2 separate regions of the Homo sapiens genome follow, and region 1 is linked to region 2. The links are chromatin loops, found by intact Hi-C in ENCODE. Cell type or tissue: heart right ventricle. All regions are shown on one strand. Links, peaks and the distances in the headings refer to the core of each region. The heading gives the core; the rest is flanking DNA.

Region 1 (8,342 bases), core at 296-8,295, 260 kb before region 2:
AGTGCCCTGGCAACTAAGATTCATTTCTGTATATGTAGTTGCTAGCACTGTGACAACATCTTGCTTTAGAAAGTCCTTCCTCATTTTTTCCCTTGGCTCAACTTATCTAAAGATGACTCTCTTTCATCATTCCTTTTATTGACTCCAATTCATCTTCTTCTTCTGATTTACTTATTACTACTAAAATAGGATAGCCCCATCATCTTCACTGTCACTAAACTAATTAATGAATTTGATCAAATAGGCAAGTAGATAACTTCTGTCTATATGTTTTATTGTTGATTAATGTGTTTAAATATAAGGCTACAAGATTTCAGGGCAAGAGGAGGCTCAGATCTGTTGAATACTTCTCACTAATAAGACAAAATCCAAACCCCTTAGCTTGAAGTCTGAGGCTATTTTATACTTCAACCCTAGGCTAACTTTTCAGCTTCATTGCCTGTGATTATCCAATCAACAGTATCTCTGCTGTAATAAATTCTATTCCCTTATGACACCAGATATTTTAAGAATTGTATGACTTTATGCACCCTGTTTGCTCCTCTCTTACCTCCTCTTTTATAACATGCTCATAATTATCTCCCCAAAGGTGGTCATGGTTCTAGCTGCCAGGGCCATACGGCACCTGCTGCCTGGATTAACCCTTTCCCATCTTCCCCAACAAGCTAACTCCTCTGTGGTCTGGAAGACTCAGCACAAATACCTCTTCCAGGAAACCTTCCTGGCCAACCACTCTTCCCATTACTACTTCCAGAATGAGTCTTTTGTGAGTGCAATAGCGTCTTAGGCACATACCCACCATATGTTCATTGCATTCTGCCATATTCTTTATTTACTTACTTGCCTCCCCTACACAATCCTGAGATTTTTGTGAAATGAGACTTTATCTCTTGATCTTGAAGTCTACACCTAGCACAGTGCCAGAATGAAGGGAGGAAAATGTATCAGGGACTATCCTAGGCAATGTAAATGTAAGAGTAATGAGAAATATTGTCTCTGCCACTGAGGAACTCCACAATCTCGATAGGAAAAAGGATGCACGCGCTGGTAGCTGTAGTAGAATGTGAACAGGGTAGGATAGAGTTTGCATGAACTGAACATTTGTGTATCTCCATTCATACGCTGAAACTCTAACCTGCAATGTGATAGTATTTGGAGGTGGGGCCTTTGGGAGGTGATGAGGTTTCAATGAGGTCTAGATGAGGGTGGCATTTATATGGGATTAAAGTCCTTATAAGAAGGAGAAGAGACTAAAGCTCTCGCTCTCTCAGCCATGTGAGGAAACGCAAGAGGGCAACTGTCTGCAAACCAGGAAGCAGCCTGTTACCAGAGACCAAGTCTGCCAGCATCCTGATCCTGCACTTCCAGCCTTCAGAACTGTGAGAAATAAATGTTTGTCATTTAAGCCACCCAATCCATGGCATTTTATTGTAGCAGCTTGAACATACTAAGACAGACATATTGAACAAAATGCTAGAGTCCAAAGGGAAAAGGTAGTGCAAGAGTGAACTGGGAAGCCCTCTGATATGGTCTGGCTGTGTCCCACCCAAATCTCATCTTGAATTGTAGCTCCCATAATCCCCACTTGTTGTGGGAGGGAGCCAGTGGGAGATCACTGATAATGGGGCAGTTTTCCCCATACTGTTCTCATGGTAGTGAATAAGTCTCACAAAATCTGATGATTTTATAAGGGGTTTCACCTTTCACTTGGCTCTCATTCTTCTCTTGTCTGCCACCATGTGAGACGTGCCTTTTACCTTCCACCATGATTGTGAGGCCTCCCCAGTCATGTGGAACTGTAAGTCCATTAAACCTCTTTCTTTTGTAAATTGCCCAGTCTCAGGTATGTCTTTATCAGCAGCGTGAAAACAGACTAACACTCCTTCCAATGATAAATGTGGTTTGGGCAGCTTTGGGGGAATACAGCAGAGAGGCTCCCAGCTCCCTCTCTCTGTTTGCAGTAGATATGCCACATTCCCTGTGTGGAGAGGCAGGCAAGCAAGTGTCCTGGTAAAATTCGCCCAGGCAGACCAAAGACTCCATGCCTTATTGAGAGTGATTATTCAAATTAAATTTAATTATTTGACTAAGAAGTGGTATCCATGCAAATAGATTTGCAATAAGGACTGGGCTGAAATATTAAAACATCTCCAGGACTACTTCTTAATTGAAAGAATCCGAGGATATCACAGATATTATATTTATAAGGAGGCTGATGTTGGCCTGATTAAAAAAAAATGATGCATGAAGTGCAATATGACTCTCAGTTTGCTGAAGAAGACACAACACTGAAAGGCTGGCATAATCTTGAGGATGAGTCAGAGTGGAGAGAAGACTAGACGGAAGAGGTTTGGGGTTGGTCGGTTCAGTTTATCCTTTCCTGTGATTTGTGAAGGAGGGGTTGGACATTATGGACTAAATGTTTGTGTTCCCCCAAAATTCATATGTTGAAATCCTAACCTCCAATGTGGTGGTATTAGGAGGTGGAGGCTTTGGGAGGTGATTGAGTTATAAGGGTACAGCCCCCAAGAATGGGATTAGTGCCCTTATAAAAGGGACCACACAGATCTCTCTCGCTCTCTTTTCACAGTGTGAGAATACAGTGAAAAGTCAGCCATCTGCAGCCCAGAGAGGGTCCTCACCAGAACCTGACCATGATGGCAACCTCATCTCAGATTTCCAGCTTCCAGAACTGTGAGAAATAAATGTATGTTGTTTATAAGCAATAATGATTTGTTATAGCAGTCTGAACTAAGACAAGAAGTAACATTTAAATATTTTGTTACAAGATTTAAAAATGCATGTTTTTCATAACAATAAAAACACTACAAAGATGCAGAAAGAAAAAGTTCAACATCTCTCCACTCCCCTTTCTGTTACCTTCCCTGCAAGCCAACAGAAGGCTTTGAATGCTTCCATGCCTTTCCCCGCTCACATTTATCCATACATGCCTTTGCACACTTAGACAGGGATTTCTGTTTGCTTTTGCCAAAGCAGAAGCATACCATTCCTATCACCCTTCAATTTGCTTTTGTTGCTTATTTGTCATGACCATCTTACAAGTCAGCACATGCAGCTCTAACTCTATGCTTTTTTCCTGATATCTTTAATATACTTAAAATTTTACACAATTGGTTCACTTACAGATATTTCTGATGCAGTCCTTTCTTTCCTTGTGCATACCCTCCGTTTCTTTCTTTCTACCACCCCATCAAGGTTCAACTTTTTATTGATGTATTTCACTGAAGATGATTAACAGAACATATCGCATGAATAATTTTTCTCTTTTTTACATGTGGAGAATGTATCACTTTTGATTTGGGTTAAGACATAACTTTTAAGTGTTTAGGAGCCAAGGAAAAGGAAAGGATTAAGTAATGATCATATATTATTCTGTAGATCTTTATTGAATTCGGTAAGGTTTATTGGATCTTGAGTTTTATTCCTTTAAAGGCATTCTTCACAGAATGCTAAGCAAGATAAACTCTCAAAATACCTGTCAACCCCAAATTCTATGATTTATGATATCAATAAGCTTTTTTATCTTAAGCATTAGGCTCATGTGTGATCCTGATTTAAAAATCGCCACTAGAGGGAGATCGCATCACAAACGTGAGGATATTTTAGGGCTGCAGAACTGTGCTTCCGATATAAGTTTGATGTAGTACCCAGTACAGTGTCCCGAACACAGATGAGGTTTAATAAAGATCTGTCAAAGAAAAAAATCCTGATGGAATCTCAATGGTATTCCACCTTTCAAAGTCTGTAACAAGATTCGTTCAATTCAACCTAAAGATGGGATCGTTAACTCAATGGTGTTATATCGTTATGATGTGATACTCTGAAGTTACTAGAAATCATGTATTAAGCGATGGTCATTTACATGAAAAATGTGACTTTTCTACATCTAGCTGCGTATATAATAATATTCAAAAATTCATCTTTGCCTCAAACTCTAAATCCCTCTTTAACATTATTATTTTTAATAGTTTGATATTATTTTAAGGTGAACATCCTTATAACTACCTCCCAGGTCAAGAAACTGAACTCAGGCAGACACCGCAGAAACCTTCCATATATCTTGTCTTATCTCAACTGTCTCACTTCCTTGCTCTTCTATATATATATATATATGCTTTTTTTTTTTTTTGTGACAGAGTCTCGCTCTGTCACCCAGGCTGGAGTGCAGTGGCACGATCTGGGCTCACTGCAAGCTCTGCCTCCTGGGTTCGCACCATTCTCCTGCCTCAGCTTCCCGAGTAGCTGGGACTACAGGTGCCCACCACCACGTCCAGCTAATTTTTTTGTATTTTTAGTAGAGATGGGGTTTCACCATGTTAGCCAGGATGGTCTCAATTTCCTGACCTTGTGATCTGCCCGCCTCGGCCTCCCAAAGTGCTGGGATTACAGGCGTGAGCCACCGCACCCGGCTTCTTTATAATTTTATTACCTAAGTGTGTACCACCCCTGGATATTGTAATTTAGGCTTGCCCATTTTTTGAAACTTGTCCTGTCTTTTAAGTCTCTCGTAGTCTTTGGGTTCCTCCTCCATTCTTTTGTTTTTCTTTATAATTTAACTATAGAAGAACCCAGACATTTGACTTGTAGGGTATACCAGCTTTTGAATCTTGCTTATCGCACACTCCTGGTGAAGTTAAACACGTTCCCCATTCTTTCTATTTCTGAACCTCGGCAGCTGAATCAACAAGAGTGGGCTGGGCTTCATTCCATTCACAAGACTAGAAGTGGCTAAGCTGTTCTTTCACCAGAAGCCACATCATTCTGATTTCCCTCTTTTTGTGATGTTAGCAGCTGTAGATGCTCCATGTCTTCATTCATTAATTCAACGTGTTACCAAATGGTAATATTGTATTCAATCTTTTTTTCACTTATTAGAAAATGCACATGGAAATGCTTTTGTAAATACATCATTCCTCTCTTCTACTATTTGCTCCTAAGGACAGAAGTCTGTAACCATTATAGTGATTGGCTTCTCTACCACATGACTACACCGTTTACTCCTACCAACTGAAGCTTGCAAAGAGAGAGTAGGAAATTGCTAGACCCTTAGGGAATTATTCAAAAAGCAAACCTGTTCATTTCTTCCTTGGTGTTGAATAAGAGGGGAAAATGCACGAGTAAGCGTAAAACTAAAGGTTGACGAACACTGTGGGAGGCTTGAGAGAGGGCCTGGGACATGACAGCCATGCCTGGATTTCACAGCCATGGTCAGCATGGGCACAGGGAGGCAGGAGAGACATGCCCAGGAGTCGCTTTTGCAGGTTCTCCCCATTGTCTGGATTGCATACCACAAGGGAGAAGTGATGGATTAGTCCCTCCACACCGGAATGAGGAGAATAGCATTCCTGCTCCTACCCTCAAAGGCAAGGACACATCTGTATTTTGCCTCCCAACATGGCACAGAAATGTTAAAGATGCTGGGTTGTGACTGGACATGGCAACACAGGCTGCTAAAAGCTATTTCTTGAAAAAACTATGTATCATAAGAAATGTGGTTTTTAGGCTTTTTAAAAAAGCTGTAGGCACTTCTGTGAATTTAAAATAAGCTTCTCCACTGAAAAATGCACATGGGAATACACAAACCTTTTCATATTCTATTTCAAAGTTCTCACATACCCCTGCAGCCCAGTCATAAATAGGCACTAGAGCAATACATTCTCAACCTTGGCTATACATTGAAGTCATCTGTAGAATTAAAAAATACTGATGACTGGGTCCCACCCAATATATCTTTAGCGACCATTAGAAAATCACATAATATTTTATGGGATGGCAAGAATCAGAGTCTTCAAGGACAAGAATCCCGGCAACTCCAGTGAGAGGCTGTCTCCACCAGACAGAATATCTACTACATTCTCCAAACTCAAATTTTCCTTTGGCATCAAGCAGACTAAGAAATTACTGTTCATTTGTGCCTCAGAAGCTAAGTAATACTAGTCTCTTGATAGTGGTAAACATCTTCAAGTAATGAACCATATTTTCAAATGTATGAAGGATTTTCTGAGATGCCACTTGTTTGTCCTTACAGAGACCTAAGTATGCATATATCATCTTGAAGTTCTTTGAAAGATCAGGAATAACATCTTGACTTTCAACTGCAAGTTAGGCACATACGCCTTATTTTTTATTTATTTATTTTTTTATTGAGACGGAATCTCGATCTCTCACCCAGGCTGGAGTGCAGTGGCACGGTCTCAGCTCACTGCAACCTCCACCTCCTGGATTCATGCCATTCTCCTGCCTCAGCCTCTTGAGTAGCTGGGACTACAGGCGCCCGCCACCATGCCCGGCTAATTTTTTTTTTTGTATTTTTAGTACAGACTGGGTATCACCATGTTAGCCAGGATGGTCTCAATCTCCTGACCTCATGATCCACCCGCCTCGGCCTCCCAAAGTGCTGGGATTACAGGCGTGAGCCACCGCGCCCGGCCTATGTGCCATTTTTAATAACACAGGAGTAATGAGGGCAAGTGGCTAGCCTAGTGGCTTTTACTCAGAAGAGAGCAGGTGCAAACGTTTGCTGAATATATGTGGAGAGAAGTTGGCAAGAATATACATGATGAATGAGGAAGCTGGTGACACAGTGAGACACTAGGTAAACTGAGTGTATTTAAAGAGCTTAAAGAGAACAACAGTGTAGAATATATCAGTGGGAAGATGACAATATGTTCTCCCACACTGAAAAGTGACTTCTAAGAAGCTAGAAGCCTGTCTCCTTTCTCCACCACTAGAAAGCCCAGCGCCCATCCCGATGCTTGGAACATCATGTACACACTACAAATATTGGTCAGCTCTATGAGCCAAGAGTTATCCAGTTGCCTTTCCTACAATTTATTCTTTTGACAGGAGACAACATATTTTAAATATTTAAAATTCGAAATATTTCAAATATAGAGAAAATAGGATAACATACACCCAGTCACTTCCTACCCAAATTTGACACAGGCTAACATTGCCTTTTCTACATTTTTGAGTCTAATAGTAAGTGTCATTCCATGTCAAACAACCCCCAAAACTTTAATAGTAAACACATGTCTTTGAGATGACACTGTCACTATTTAAGTTGAAGGTGAAGTAAGGAAATCGCTCTGAAAAATTTCCACGGCAGATTGAGAGACGAGTAAAATGAAACAATGGAAACAGTGGCCCAAATATGTTATACGTGTGTGTGTGTGTGTATATATATACACACATATATACACATATATATGCATATCTATAGATATGTTCTATTTAAATCAGTTTCTATTTAAATCAGTTTAGAGGAAGTAAAATGGCAGTTTGAGTGTGTTGACTTTGTGGCTTGACTAATATCTACTGTTCTCTCATATGGGAAATGGAGGAGGGGTGGGCATGTGCTTCCAGGCAAAGAGTTATTAAATGCCACAGTCAATCCTGTCAGTCTGGGTTAATTAGCTGCCTGCCTACACCCCCTTCCCAGCCTCCTTTTTTCACCCCCTTGAGACTCTGTAACAGTTATAGAGGTACTCACTATAAGCTCTACAGTGACCCAGAAAAATTAGGACCGCGAAACTGCAGCAAATGCAAGGCCGAAGACTTTCAGCATCCCAGCTTCCAAGGGCCTTAGACTGAGAGGACATGTGTTAAGAAGTAATACCCTGGCTGGGTGCAGTGGCTCGCGCCTGTAAGGCCAGTGGATTACTTGAGGTCAGGAGTTTGAGACCTGCCTGACCAACATGGTGAAACGCCATCTTTACCAAAAAATAAATAAATAAATAAATAAATAAATAAATAAATAAATAAATAAATTAGCTGGGTGTGGTGGTGTGTGCCTATAATCCCAGCTACTTGGGAGGCTGAGGCAGGAGAATCGCTTGAACCTGGGAGGCGGAGGTTGCAGTGAGCCGATATCGTGCCACTGCACTCCAGCCTGGGTGACAGAGCCAGACTCTGTCTCAGAAAAAAAAAAAAAAGGAATATCCTCTTGCCAACTGAAAACTGACTGACCTGCTTTTAAATTTCTAATCCCAACCTGAAAATGCAGCAAAAAGTTCATTAGAAAAAGTGAAAGAAGCGAGTATAACATGAAAACAGAGCCCAGGAGTCAGAAATCATTACTAGAAATCAGTCGCTGGGGATTTTCTGATTCCATTTTCCATGAGAGTCCATAGGGTGCTCTTTCACTTCCGCCCATTCTGTCTTCCCCAAATAACTCCTCCTCCTGAAAGTCATTTTAGAGCCACCTGCTTACACCGTTTGGAGCTGTTACACTGTCACCGAAACAAATTAGCCTAATGGTTCCGAAACCATTACAGGTCATCAGAGTTCCTGGAAAGGCGAGAATAAATTTCATTAAAAGA
Region 2 (8,287 bases), core at 288-8,287:
TCAGGCAGAGAACTGACCAAAAGCCAAGTGAAGAAAGTGTTTCAAGAAAGAGGGAGTGATCATTTCTGTCAAGTGTTACCAAGTGGTCTAATAAGTCTTGGACTGAGAACTGACCATTAGATTTAGCCATATAGGGGTCACTGGTGACCTTGATGAGAGGTTTCAGTGGAGTGGTAGTAGCAAGTCTTAATTCTGTCAGATTCAAGAAAGAACAATAAGAAAAAAATTCTACAAGAACAAATGCTACAAAATAGTTTTACAAGAAAGGAGAACAAAGAAAAAGGGTGTTAACAGGAAACAGAAATGGGGTCAAGCATCAGGTATTAATATTTGAGGCATTGTGCACTATGGGGACTATCCCATAGAGAAGGAAAAAGTGATAACACGTGGGAGGTGGAGTGGAAGATAGTAGAAAAGAGGATCTAGAAACTTGTGCACAAGTGAAAGTTGTAAACTTTCCATAGGAACTTGTAGTGTTTGTCCATCGTGACATACTTATCTCAGACATTCTTCAGCCCGGCCCCCATCCTGGATACTGTAGTGGAAAGTCACTAAGATCTAATGTGATCGCCACTGCACTGGAGAATGCTTCTAGTTATTGTCATCAGAGTGCAGAGCCCACATGTCCATATGGTATGGATCCTTCAGGTGCAGTGGCTCTTTGTTCAGGGCTGTGTTTTGAGCATGAGACTCTTTTGGAAACTGGAAACTTCAGGTCTGGGGTCCATATTTCTCTTAGCCTTTGTGTTTCTGGACTAGAGTCCCATGTCCCCTCCCCATCACTATTTATTCACATATGGCAACTATTCTCTAGACCTTCTGATAAAATATATTCAGGGTTCACGAAGCAGAAATTCGTTCAACTATCTATGCTCAGAAGCCTCGTCATTTTCTACAAATGCAAGAAAATATTTCTTAAAAGTTATTTCTAATGAAACCAAACCTCTTTGGCATATTTTTGCAATTTCTTACTGGCTACAAAACTCCTTATGTAGGTCTCAATTGCATTTGATTTCTTAGAGCCAATCATTTTTAAAGTATAATTTGAATTATTCTACCCTAAGTGTACTCCAGTGGAATTTATTCACACTGAATTTATCCAGTGGAGTTTATCCATACTGAGTAAAGCCCATCCACCGGTATTTGTCCTCTTTAGGCATTGTGAAATTACATGTGAATGGAACAATGGAAATACTGGTAATGTAGATCAATTAATTATCAGGGTTTTTTTGTTTTGTTTTGTTTTGTTTTTTTGTAAAGTGAGGAGCTGGAAGTGATTTATTAAATTTTAAAATGAGTGGGGAAAATTATATTCCTATCCTAGAGACCCCCTGATAACAGTGGGCAAATGTTCATCCCTTGAGTGCCACTGGGTGGCTCATCTGTCATTCTTTCTGAGGAGAGTAAGCAATGATACCACTGGGGGAGATCATGGAACACCATGGACTTTGGTGCCACCAAAGTACCTGCACTCCTTGGCATCATGAGTCTTTGTGACAAATCCAGGAAACAGGCTCCCTGCTCTCTGAAGAAATAACTCAAGCAGCTCTTTGGACCAAGTCCAAGGTTGTCTGAAGCTCAGCCCAGATAAAACAAAAATGAACCTGATTGGAAAGAGGAGAAGTTGGAATCTTTGTGAGAAACCCAGGTAAACAGGCTCCCTGCTCTCTGAAGAAATAACCCAAGTAGCTCATTGGACCAAGTCCAAGACTGGCTGAAGCTCAGCCCAGATAAAACAAAAATGAATCTAATTGGAAAGAGGAGAAATTGGCAATCTGACAAGAAATCCAATATCAACTCTTTTAAGAACGAACATTGTCAGGCTGGTGAGTAATTTTGTGGTAAATTGCTATTTTCAGAATCCCAAAGGGATACATTGATGAAAAATGCATTCGTTCATCTCTAACCAGTCAGGAAATCAAGAGACAGACTTAAAATGTAATTCTATGAAGCATTGTCCCAAATTCACTCAACATGCACTCTGGCCAGCTTAAAGTAGAAACATATGGATAACAGGCATGTTATCACCAAGTAGAACCCCATAAGGCATTCAACTTGGTCTGTGTAGAAAGCAATCAAGTCCAATGTCATAGTGAAGTAAGCACTGAACCCAGGGTCAAAAGTCCAGGCTTTGCCACTGAACTAGCTGTGTGAATTTATACTGAACTCTTCTCTTTTTATTTTTTTGGAATAGTTCAAACATATCAAAAATTATAGAGAGCAATATACAGATATCTGTAGCTAGCTTTATCAAATCTTAACATTTGGATCCATTTGCTTAACATTTGGATCCATTTGTTTTAAAAGATATGAAAGAGCACAGACAGCTGAGGTGCTAGGTATTTCTCACCCTCCCTCCCATCTCATTGTCCTTCATCCCCCACAGAAGTAAGCACTACTCTGATTTCTGTCATCTGCCATTCTCCTGGCTGATATTAAACGTCTATATCATATGTGCAGATTCATAAACACGATTTAATGCTTTGTGTTTTTTTGTAAACTTTGTATAGGTGATATTGTGTGTACACATAAAAGTCAGCACTGACCAGGTGTGGTGGCTCATGCCTGTAATCCCAGCACTTTAGGAGGCCGAGGCTGGCAGATCGCTTGAGCTCAGGAGTTAAGTAAGACCAGCCTGGGCAACATGGTGAAACCCCAACTCTACAAAAAATACAAAAATTAACCCAGCGTGGTGGCAGATGCCTGTAATCCCAGCTACTTGGGAGGCTGAGGCAGGAGAATTGCTTGAACCTGGGAGGCAGAGGTTGCAGTGAGCTGAGATCATGCCACTGCACTCCAGCCTGGGTGACAGAGCATGACTCCCTCTCAAAAAAAAAAAAATGTAGCTAGGCCTGGTGGCACATGCCTGTCTGTAGGCCCAGCTACTCAGGAGGCTGAGGCAGGAGGATCGTTTTAACCCAGGAGGCAGAGGTTGCAATGAGCCAAGATTGTAGCCGCTACACTACAGCCTGGGAGAGGGGAGTAAACCCTAACTAAAAAAAAAAAAAAAATCTGGGTGCAGTGGCTCACCCCTGTAATCCCAGCACATTGGGAGGATGAGGTGGGCGGACCACGAGGTCAGGCGATTGAGACCAGCCTGGCCAACGTGGTGAAACTCCATCTCCACTAAAAATACAAAAATTAGCCAGGTGTGGTGGCACGTGTGTGTAGGTCCAAGTAGGTCCAAGTAGGTCCAAGTTGGTCCAAGTTCTTGTCTCATGACCAGGAAGAATTAGGCACATGGACACTGGAGAGTGAGTGGAGTAGAATTTATTAAGCGAAAGGAAAGCTCTCAGCAAAGCGGGGACGTGGGGTAGTGGGGGTGGTTCCCCTACCCAAAGGTGGGAAAAAGTCCCCCAGTATGGCTGAGCTTGGGGCCTTTTATGGGCTCAGAATAGGAAGTGCATGCTGATTGGTTTGTGAGTATGCAAAAAAGATTAAAGTGAAGACATCACTCAAAGGTGGGCACAACAGTGTAGAAAACCAACAGAAAAGGGTAGGTATATGTAAAGTAGGTGAAGGGTGGGGATCAATCAGAGGAAAGCATGCCAAACGGAAAGACAAGTTCTCAATCTGGTCTGAGAATTTAACTTGTAGCTTGGCTTTCAGGCTTTAAACTGTCTTCAGCTTGGAGGTGGTGTTTCACCAGGGACCTGCCCCTATCTGCCTAGGCATGTGGCTGCCTCCTGCCTCCCTCAGTGAGACTCAGTTTAAAAAAAAAAGATTCCCACTCTCACTCAGTTTCTAATACTCTACATTCTCAACAACCTTACTATTGCCTGGCCATGATTTTTGTATTTGTAAAATGAGTAGGGATGGACTAGATGATCTCTGAGGCCTTTCTACATTCTCCTTTCCCTTTCCTTGAATTCCCCACTTTCTTTCTTCTTCACCTAGAGATAAACTAGTTTAGGGGATATCAAACTATTTCTTTTGAGTCTACACACCTGTTGATTCATATTTTGTATTCTGAACAGTCTATAAACCTGGGCATCCAATAACACAGTTTCAGTTAACACGAGGAAGAACATTACCTAAATTTACAGTGTCCTAAGTAGGTTTATTTCCAATACTGTTAAATCAGTAGTTTTAAGACTTTTTAAAGCAATGGACTTTTTAAAAATAAAAATGTAAACTTAATTTTAATATAAACACCGTTTGCTCCATTTTGTCCCCTTTTGTTTATCTCTAGTACATGTCTTAAACATCAGTAAGCTTTTTGTAATGTAATTATTATTATTCCCTTGGTGAACTTCCTGAAATTAAGAAATATTCAAATGCTTCAATGTGTCTTATTACTTTATCAATTAAATTTAAATTTTAAATTTTATTTGATTATGTTTTCAGTTCAAACTAGTATATAGTTTGTATACTAAAATCTTCTGGAAATATTTGTGTCAGAGAAATATTACTCTTTATTGCCAAAGAGCACTGATTACACCGCTTGTAATCTCTAAACAGCTTCGGGCTTTCAAGGTTATAATTGTAGACCTACATTGCCACCTAATGGTAGGAAGCTTAATCACACCATATTTTAAGTTGGAAACGGGTTTTTTTTTTAATGTATGCAAAATGTTAAAGCAGTCTCTTCCTATGAGAACTCTATATTATAATAGAGTTGGCAGAAGAACAGGGTAAACACGCACCAGACTTATTGGCAAGACTAGAGATTGAATTTCTATTCCCTCACTGATCTACCATCTCTGAGTCCCAGCTCCTCTCAGACACAGGTATTAAGGATCTTCAGATTTCATCCTACCCACCTCCCCACCCTCACTCCTGTCCTTATGCCAAACCTGTTCTAGTCCTCATATGTTAAGATGCTAGTTCTGGATGACCAATTGGCGTCTAGAATCAACTTGGAATATGGCTGGTGTCTGGGTTGCTAAAAGATGAGTTCCTGCTTTAGCATCCACATGTACCCAAGTCAACACTCTTATCATGAATTTCCCTAAAGCCATATGTTTCCTGTCTTTAAAAAAACTCCCTGATGAAGCTGGAATCCAATTATGAACCTCTGCATTGCACCCCAGGTGCCTGTAAACTAAAGCCCACAGTGCAATTTCAGCACATCAGATTCCTCTCTACATGGAGGAGTCACGAAAAAAAGAATAGTTGGCTAAATTCGCCTTACCCCAAGACTTTGAGCCAAGAATCAGCCACCTGTCCAATGTAAGCATCAGCAAGACTATAGAGCTTGGGCCAGGGGTCACCAAATCAGAATCCTTGGCTATATCTCTAGCCCAGATGAGAGTCAAAGTATTCACCCTAGTCCTGGATGCTGTAATTAGGGGTGCTTCTTCTTGGGAGCCAGCTCTAAGCCAGGTATGTAACCCTCATTCTCCCTATCTTACCATATCTACCTGGTATGGGTAGCCAGTAAGCCTCTTTACACTGTCTTAGAGGTTTTTATAACAGGCAAGAAATGGCACAGAGAAAAAGAACAAAACGCAGATGAAGAAGTAATAACAAGAACAAGAAGAAAAAGAAAGGAAAAGGAGAACTTGTGTCAGAGAGAAATACGTTATGGTATTATATACAACGCACCCACTCCAGGACTAGACATTTCTGTAGTGAAGATATTGAAGGAACAGCCAAGATGAATGGAAACACAGGACTTCAAAGACATAATGTATAGTTCAATGGATATTCTACTGGTACAATAGAATAAAATATGCCATCAGCATACCCCAAGCAAGGTCTGTTTAAGTATCTGAAATGTCAAATTAACAAGAAGCCATTTTTAATCATGTCATTATAGATAGGGATAGAAATCTTCTAGTGATCTGTGTTAAGAAAGATTTTTTGAGCCACATCTGGGTTCAGCAGAAGATGGCTGATTGATTACCAATGTTTTCCACATCCACACACTTGCCAGATAGTTTCCTTTTCTTTTCTAGGACCATCCTCTCATTAACTCCTTCCTGGTTCTCTACATGCATGCTTCTCAAGCTTCAACGTGAATATGAAACACTTGCTAAGATGCAGATTCTGATGCAGTAGGTAGGGGTAGAGCCCAGGATTCTGCATTTCTGAGAAGCTCCCAGGTGATGCTCATGCTGGTCTCCAGAAATTTCAAGTCGCCTTTTTTAACATTATGACAATTTCCCTTGTTAATCGTCCAGAAATATTATTACTTTATCCCTTTTTCTTACTGCTGGCCAGGCAGAGAAGTAAAAAAATAGCCACTGCTGTCAGGTCTTAGTAATCAGAAAAAAATTAAAATTTAATATAAAAGATTCCTAAAACATTTTATGATTTTCAATGTAATATATCTCTATATCTATGTGTGTATATATATATATATTCATAAAGTCTGATTTATCATGCTTTATTGGTAAAAAGTTTCTCTCAACCACTCTTTCTCAGTCCTAGACTACAAAAATAATTGATTTTCCTTAAAATGACCCTGAAGTTCTGCAAGATCCTAAACTGCCTGCTAAATTATCAAATAACTCATTTTCACTACAGTTGCATAATTAATTTTACTTTATTGCAGTCTAATTTTTAAAAATGTTATCCCAAATATGATGTACATGGTAATTCTCAGTTACTTCAAATACGCTTCACTCAACAATGGAAATGGCATGAAAGTGAGGGCTACTTATTCATTTTTATGAAGAATATTACATAAAATGAGCGTATGTGAAAAAATCAGAAAATACAGACACTGACAAGTTAATCAGTTTATATCTTTGCACATTATCAGTTGTGAAAAATCCCAAGATATAAAGCTTTTTTAATCATAGTATCTCTCAGAGAGGGTGTGGGCCTTGTACCTTGCACCAAAGCACATTTTCCTCATGGAAAAATTTCCCAACTGAGTCTTCCTCTTCTTTTAAATTTTAGTTGATGTCAGTCATAGGATCAAAAGGATCATGAGGCATGTCCCTGTTAATGACCAGCTTTTCGGTTCTATGTAGAGTCGATGGGCCCACTTTCCGCTCCAGGTCCCTCAATACTTGAAAATTCTGTGTCAATAAGCGGTTTCAGAAATTTCTCAACCTTGGTTAATCTTTGTTTCAGTTTCTGCTGCATGGACTCATACTCAGCCAAGATTCGGGCAAACCTGGTTTGCAGGAGGTCTACTGACCCCTCCATTCGAGTAACCTTCTCTTCAAGATCTTTAGGATCACTGCCAGCATTTGCAATGTTTAGATCCAGTAGACCATCTTTCATTAAAATCTGCTTCCCTTTCTCTTCCAGCATAGTTTTGGCATCTGGGTACTCAGTTAGAGCTTCCATGAGGTCATCTTTTGAGAGACAGAACAGGTCTGAGTAGCCAATACTTTTAATATTGGCCGTTCTTCGATTGCCAGCTTTGCTCCCTTTAATGTTAAGAATGCTGATCTCACCGAAGTAGCTGCCATCGCTCAATACCACAAACTGAGTGACTCCATCATCTGCCACCACAGCGAGTTTGCCTTCCTTGATAATGTACATCTCTCGTCCGATATCCCCTTTCTTGCAAATATAATCTCCAGGACTGTAGACTTGGGGTTGCAATTTCAAGACCAACTCCACCAACAGACCAGCTTCACAATCAGCAAAAATGCGTACCTTTTTTAATGTGTCTAAGTGAACGTTGATGGCAATTTCTGCTCTTAGTTTATCAGGTAGATACTTTAAGACTTCTTTCTCATCAACTGTTTTTTTGTTGGTCCACAGGTAGTCAAACCATTTAATAACCCTCTTTTCCATATCTTTGCTTACATTTCGAAAATGCATATATTGCTTGATAGCATCAATTCTTGCTTGAAATTCTGCTCTGGCTGCATTCATGTTGGAAATCATAGAACCTATGTTACCAACGATGGTAGCAAAAATTAACACTCCAATTAGGAAATCAACCACCACAAAGACATACTCAGAATCCCTCACGGGAGGGGGTGTTTCACCAATGGTAGTCAAAGTCAGTGTAGACCAGTAAAGGCTGTATACGTATTTTCTAGCCAAACGGCCAAATTCAGGATCATTAATATCAGGGTAGACCCATGTATCATTTCCAAATCCAATAGCTTTAGAAATAGAGTAGAACACACATGCATTCCAGTGGATAATGATGACGATATACATAACAAGGTTGGAAATCCTGAAGATGTTTGGATAGTTTGTCCTTGTTTCTGTTCTCTGGAAGAACTCAAACATACGAGAGAACCGTAACAACCTGTTTAATCTAATTTCTGGATAGTTCCACCCTAACTTAAAATACAGCAAATCAGTTGGTATCAGTGACAGAACATCAAGTTTAAATTGCAAGTTGGATTTATATTTATTTATGAGTTTA

The links. Hi-C counts contacts between places; a loop is a spot of excess contacts. Peaks named below come from ENCODE experiments on the same cell type or tissue, not always from the same donor. Only the 100,000 strongest peaks of a DNase experiment are listed, where the experiment ranks them.
Region 1: a loop joins it to region 2, with 12 times the contacts of the local background. A loop is called at or near these places in 69 of 110 quality-filtered maps.

The regions. Positions count from the first base shown.
Region 1 is chr4:47,665,437-47,673,778 of GRCh38, forward strand. All of the region lies in intron 10 of CORIN (corin, serine peptidase), which reads right to left. Among named protein-coding and RNA genes, the nearest start is that of MIR8053, 17 kb to the left of the region's middle. In heart right ventricle, for the core only: CTCF peaks have their summits at 3,595 (motif pointing right) and 3,796; no DNase peak of the experiment used is centred there.
Region 2 is chr4:47,929,506-47,937,792 of GRCh38, forward strand. CNGA1 (cyclic nucleotide gated channel subunit alpha 1) reads right to left here. Exons shown (of 11, transcript NM_001379270.1): 11 at 6,472-8,287. The coding sequence ends at 6,916. All of the region lies in intron 1 of LOC101927157 (a long non-coding RNA gene), which reads left to right. Among named protein-coding and RNA genes, the nearest start is that of NFXL1, 19 kb to the left of the region's middle. In heart right ventricle, for the core only: CTCF peaks have their summits at 4,502 (motif pointing left) and 4,704; no DNase peak of the experiment used is centred there; H3K27me3 peaks cover 413 bases.